2 separate regions of the Homo sapiens genome follow, and region 1 is linked to region 2. Evidence: chromatin loops called from intact Hi-C (ENCODE). Cell type or tissue: natural killer cell. All regions are shown on one strand. Each heading gives the region's core, and the rest is flanking DNA. Links, peaks and the distances in the headings are about the cores only.

Region 1 (2,810 bases), core at 79-2,578, 55 kb after region 2:
CTGTGGCTTTCTCGTGACCTCAGTCCCTTCTGTCAACCCTGTCACTTGAACTGGTATTTTGTGATAAGTCTGTGTCTGGCATACATGGCTAAGGCCGCGTAGGTAAAGTGAACTCAGTGAGTCAAATCAGACACAAGGTTACAGCCAAGAGGCCTATTCCCAGGTTCCCAGCTATAGTGAGGAGTGACCCAGCCTTAGGCCAGAGCCCCATATCAATGGCTTCCTCCCCTCACTCTGAGTCATTACTCAGTTAATGACAATTCTAGGCAACAAAAAAACTTAAACTAGAGTATCTCTGTGGCCTTTTAAGTCCAAGCTAATGTTAATCAACTGACCACGCCTGACAGCCAGCTGATCATTTCAACACCAGCAACAAGGTATTGAACATTAAAATATTAGAAAAGGATACATTATTCCCAGATATGCACACTGCCATGAGGCCTCACAAAACCTTCATGCCAGCTTATTTCATGTACAACTGAGACACTTTTTATATGGTAGTTTGGCTGGAACATCTTATAAGGACCAGTCAATAGATTCCTGAAGAGATTTATGTTACAATGGTGTCTCACAAGGATCCTTAGGACATCCTGTTCCTAGAAGCACTGTCATGTGTTGGAACCTCTTAGAATAAAATAAGTTTGTTCTTCAATCTAGCGTTTTCTTCAAACCCATGCTGCATATTATTTACATGTGGGAAATTCTAAATATTTTGTATCAAATACTAACAATTAAAAACCCACGTTCCACACACCTGAGATTTGTTGGTGCTGTTGGATGTGTTAGTGGTTTGGGTGCTTTGCATTTTCCCAACTGCCTGAGAGGACTCCAAGGATACATCTTGCGACCCTACTCGGTTCCCAGTGGACGGACGGCAAAGCAGCTGTTTCGGGGTTTTGCATGGTGTTGCATCGGAATCCTAACACAAGTCACGTGAGTTATAATGTGACATATTAGTAATTTAGATACTCAATATTCAGAAAGAAAAACAATTTTGGTTAAAGTACTCTCTGGACTAAATTTAAACATTTGGGAGTTAAAAGAAGCACACAAAAAATTAACTGTTTGTTTAAATTTTCCTCCAAACATTTAAAATGACTGATTTTATCAGAGAGCTTCTGTTCATTGTTAAATCCACTGCCCACATCTGACCTTGAAGGAGCTCACAGAGGTCTAAGTTTATTTGTTTTTTTATTTATAGAAAATGAAAGAGTATGGTAAAGAGTGAGGAACCTAGGTCCTAGTCCCTGGCTTCAGCCAGACACAAGATGATGGGTTTAAGGGGTTCAATCTCTGAGAGTCTGTGATGACAAATCAGTGATCATTCTAACCAAACATACTGGTGTGGGTGGGGGTGGACTTCCCGCGACAGTGGGCTGAGCTCCACCTATTTCTGGGCTGCATGGGCCATGACAATGCTACGTCTCTCTGCAGGTCTCCACCCTGGCCCTGGCACTCTACCCAGCATGTCAGAGTCACATTCTCTCAGTCCCCAACACTCCATCTCCCTGTGTCTGTGACATCTAGCTTGGCTTCTGTCCTCCAAAGCATACTGCTCTAGGAACCAAAAAAGCACACAGGGAGATTCTGCACAGGAGGATTTATGATTCCATATTGACACATGGTCATCATCAACAACATACAATATTTAGATTACTTTTCATGTCCTACACTTAATAAAGTTAAACTCAAACAGGTAAGCCTGCTTTAGATCTCAAATCAGTACACTACAAATTCACTTTGATTTTAAAAGGTAACTTACATTATAATTGACACATAAATTCTATCAGGATGGGGGAACAAAAAAAATTCTATCAGGATAGAAAGAGAAAGTAGATTAGAGGTTACCAGAGGTTAAGGGAGGGAAGGAAGAATTAGAAGAAACTACTGCTAAATGCAGGGTTTCTTCTTGGGGTGATGGAAATGTTCTAGAATTACTGGAGATGGCTGCACAACATTGTGAATATGTTCTAAAAACCACTGAATTGTACATTTTTAATGCTGAATTTTATGTTAACTATATCTCAACTAAAAAAAAATTTGGCCAGGCGTGGTGGCTCACGCCTGTAATCCCAGCACTTTGGGAGGCCGAGGCAGTCGGATCATGAGGTCAGGCGATCAAGACCACGGTGAAACCCTGGCTCTACTAAAAATACAAAAAATTAGCCGGGTGTGGTGGCGGGCACCTGTAGTCCCAGCTACTTGGGAGGCTGAGGCAGAATGGCATGAACCCGGGAGGCGGAGCTTGCAGTGAGCCAAGATCGCGCCACTGCACTCCAGCCTGGGCGACAGAGCGAGACTCCGTCTCAAAAAACAAAACAAAACAACAACAACAAAAAATTCAACCAGAAAGCTGAAAAAAAATTGAGTGAAAGAAGCCTTACACAAGACTATATTCTATGTGGTTCCATTTGTATGAAATTCTGAAACAGGCAAAACTAACTATGGTGTTAAAAAGTCATAACAGCTGGGCTCACGCCTGTAATCCCAGCACTTTGGGAGGCTGAGGCGGGTGGATCTCTTGAGGTCAGGAATTCGAGACCAGCCTGGCCAACATGGTGAAACCCCATCTCTACTAAAAATACAAAAAATTAGCTGGGTGTGGTGGCACATGCCTGTAATCCTAGATACTCAGGAGGCTGAGGCAGGAGAATCGCTTGAACCCAGGAGGCGAAGGTTGAGGTGAGTGAAGATCATGCCATTACATTCCAGCCTGGGTGACAGAGCAAGACTCCGTCTCAAAAAAAAGAAAAGAAAAGAAAAGAAAAACGTTAAAGGCCAGGTGTGGTGGCTCATGCCTGTAATCCCAG
Region 2 (2,810 bases), core at 211-2,710:
GACCCTCAGTACCCTGGTTCATGGGCCACATGACCCCAGTGTGGCCAATCAGCAAAGTCCCTCTCAAGCCCTAATGCCACAGGCCTGGGAAGTGAAGGCTCTCTTTGGACTTCTGCTGACCCAGGGAAAGAGGCGTTCTCTTTTGTCGGTGACCTGACACTGTCAGCAGACACCCGAGCCACCACAAGGAGAGAGCCCACCTGAAACTGACACCAACATGGAGAACTGGCACAAGACAGGGGCCTGGCAACACCTCCTGGGGTCACAGGAGCCAGCTGTGCCTGAAGCTTACGCAACCTCTAGATATTTAACCACATGGGACAAGCAATGCCCCTTTCAGCTTCAGCCAGTTTGAGCTTCTGTCACTCGCAACCAAGAGTCTCAAAGTCCACATCAGGCTTCTGGACCCAGTTTGTTGCGTCTAACAAGCACCCGTGGCCCCTCAGTGGGTTCAGAGTCAACTGGAAGGGTCTCAGTCAGCACAGAGGTAAGAGTGTGCCCCTGCAGACACAGCCAGTCCTCCAGAAAGGAGCTGGGTCTTGGAGGGGACAGCCCCGCTCATCCCTCCATCACACTTTCCAGGCTCCACAGCCCAGCCCCAGCCAGGAGTTCAGGAGTTTAAGACCAGCCTGGGCAATATAATGAGACCCCATCGCTATAAAAAGTTGTTTATTTTTTTTTTAATTAGCCAGGCTTGGTGGCATACACTTGTAGTCCAAGCTACTTGAGAGGCTGAGGCAGGAGAATTGCTTGAACCCAGGAGGTCAAGGCTACATTCACTGAACTATGATCATGCCACTGCACTCCTGCCTGGGTGATAGAGAATCCTGTCTGGAAAAAAAAAAAAAGCTGGGATTTAAACACAGGATATCCGGGGTCCCTATCACCCTCATGGGGCTGGCATCCAGAAATCCCATAATATCCCAAAACACCAACCTCTTCCCTACAAACAAGGCCCAGGACAGAGCTATGACCAAGAGGTGGGGAGCTCAGGGGACCCCATCGAATTACTTCCCTCTGCCTTGCAGGAGCAAGTTCAGGCCAGCGAACTCCAGGAGGGCCTCCTCCTCCAGGAAGCCTGCTGAGCAACCCCACACACACTCCCTTATCCCTTCCCTGCAACTAAGGCAGGACTGTGGTCTCCTTATCAAATACTGGCTGGCTGGGTCCAGGTTCTCCAGCCAGAAGACCTGCTGGAAGCAAGAGGCTGGGACTCCATACTGCAACTGCAGGGCCAGGTCCCTGGGTGCTCGGAAAATCCTTCCCCAGTCCAGCTGATCTGGCAGCGTCCCCAGCACAACCACAGCCCTTGCAGGGAGTATGTTCTAGAAACCCCCAGCTTTCACAGATGCAGACAGGACACCCACTTCCTCACCCGGCCACTGTTGGCAGAAACCACAGCCTGGCTTCCTCCGGCCGAGCCTCAGCAGGCTCAGGGCTGCTTTGGGGCCCTGTTGGCCTCAAAAAGGGGAAGTGGGGACCTTGGAGTGAGGGGGGCATGGAAGCCTCCAGGGAAGAGGCCCCGCTCAGGCCCCTGGGCCCACACCCTGCCTGGGACGCCACGCAGCTCCAGACAAAAAACCTGCATGCTCCGTCTCGCGCCCCCGGTCCTGCCGGCTCTCGGCTCCCCTGGTAGGCTGGGTCTCAGGCAGATTTTTCATTTGCCAAGGGAATCTCATATTAACGCGAACTCTCTCAAGAGACCCTGAGCTCCATGAAGCCAGCAGCTGCTCTGCCCAGTGCAAGCCTGACCTAAGAGGCCCCCAGTAAACCTCGTGGGACCCAGGGATTCAATGTTGCTGGTATTCAAGGTCCCATCCCCCCAAGCCCAGCCCTCTCTGTCCCCAGAGCCCTGTGGCCCCCATGCCCTGCTCTCCCAGGCACCTCCCGTACCAAGAGGCCTTCCCAGTGTGGGTCCAATATCCCGGCCCCTGACTTGCCAAACTGTCGTGGTGGGATCTGTGTGTGTGTGTCCCGCAGCTGGTCCTGGCAAACACCTGTGACGTGAATGGCCGAGCAGGGTAGCCAGCCAGAATCCTGCACCAGGCCCAGGGTGGGGAAGCACGCAGAGTGGCATGGGTGAGGGAGGAGGGCGCCACAGCCAAAGGATGAGGGCAGATGAAGAAAGGGCCTCCCTCAAGATCGGGAAGCACCTGCTGCACCTGCCGCACCTGCCTTACCTGCCACAGCACACCTCTCCCAGCTACGCTTGGCCTCTGGGAGGATGCCTGCACCCAATCCCAGCTCTGCTACCAATGGCCTGTGAATAGCAGTCGCCTGCACACTCTGGCCTCAGTTTCCTCATCAGTAAACTGGGGGTGCTGATAACCAGGTTGTCTGCACAGGTCATGATGTCCAACAGGCCAAGCTTGCAAGACAAATTGGCAAATGGCCAAGAAGGCACGCTTAGTGTCAGAGGAAGCCCTGCAGGGTCAGAGCCCAACCATGGGGTCCAGGGAGAGGCAGGTGCAGAGTGGGCAGGCCCCCCACCGCATCTCCTAACAGCCTGCAAAGTTGCCGAGCAGGGGCAAAGACTGAAATTCCCCAACGGCATGAGCCCCCAGCCAACCCTGCTCCCCCTCCATAGCCCCCAAGCACCCCCAGGCTGACTTTGTTCCCACTCCCAGGGCACAGGCTGCTGATCAGTCTTGGGGACCAGAAACCTGCATTCCAGTCCCAGCTTAGCCACCAACCTGCTCTGTGACCCTAAACAAGTCTCTTGCCTGACCTGTGCCTTAGTTTCCCCTCTTGCAAAGGAGGGGCTGTGTCAGACCTCTGAGGCCAGCTCTGGCCTAGTTGGGACTGGGCTG

The links. Peaks named below come from ENCODE experiments on the same cell type or tissue, not always from the same donor. Only the 100,000 strongest peaks of a DNase experiment are listed, where the experiment ranks them.
Region 1: a loop joins it to region 2, with 2.1 times the contacts of the local background. A loop is called at or near these places in 4 of 110 quality-filtered maps.

Annotation. Positions count from the first base shown.
Region 1 is chr16:50,225,948-50,228,757 of GRCh38, reverse strand. It overlaps TENT4B (terminal nucleotidyltransferase 4B), which reads right to left. Exons shown (of 12, transcript NM_001365324.3): 11 at 755-919. Among named protein-coding and RNA genes, the nearest start is that of ADCY7, 39 kb to the left of the region's middle. In natural killer cell, for the core only: no CTCF peak of the experiment used is centred there; no DNase peak of the experiment used is centred there; H3K27ac peaks cover 799 bases.
Region 2 is chr16:50,280,752-50,283,561 of GRCh38, reverse strand. The region is part of intron 1 of ADCY7 (adenylate cyclase 7); the gene reads right to left. Among named protein-coding and RNA genes, the nearest start is that of MIR6771, 10 kb to the left of the region's middle. In natural killer cell, for the core only: no CTCF peak of the experiment used is centred there; a DNase peak (open chromatin) is centred at 1,351; H3K4me3 peaks cover 1,400 bases; H3K27ac peaks cover 2,500 bases.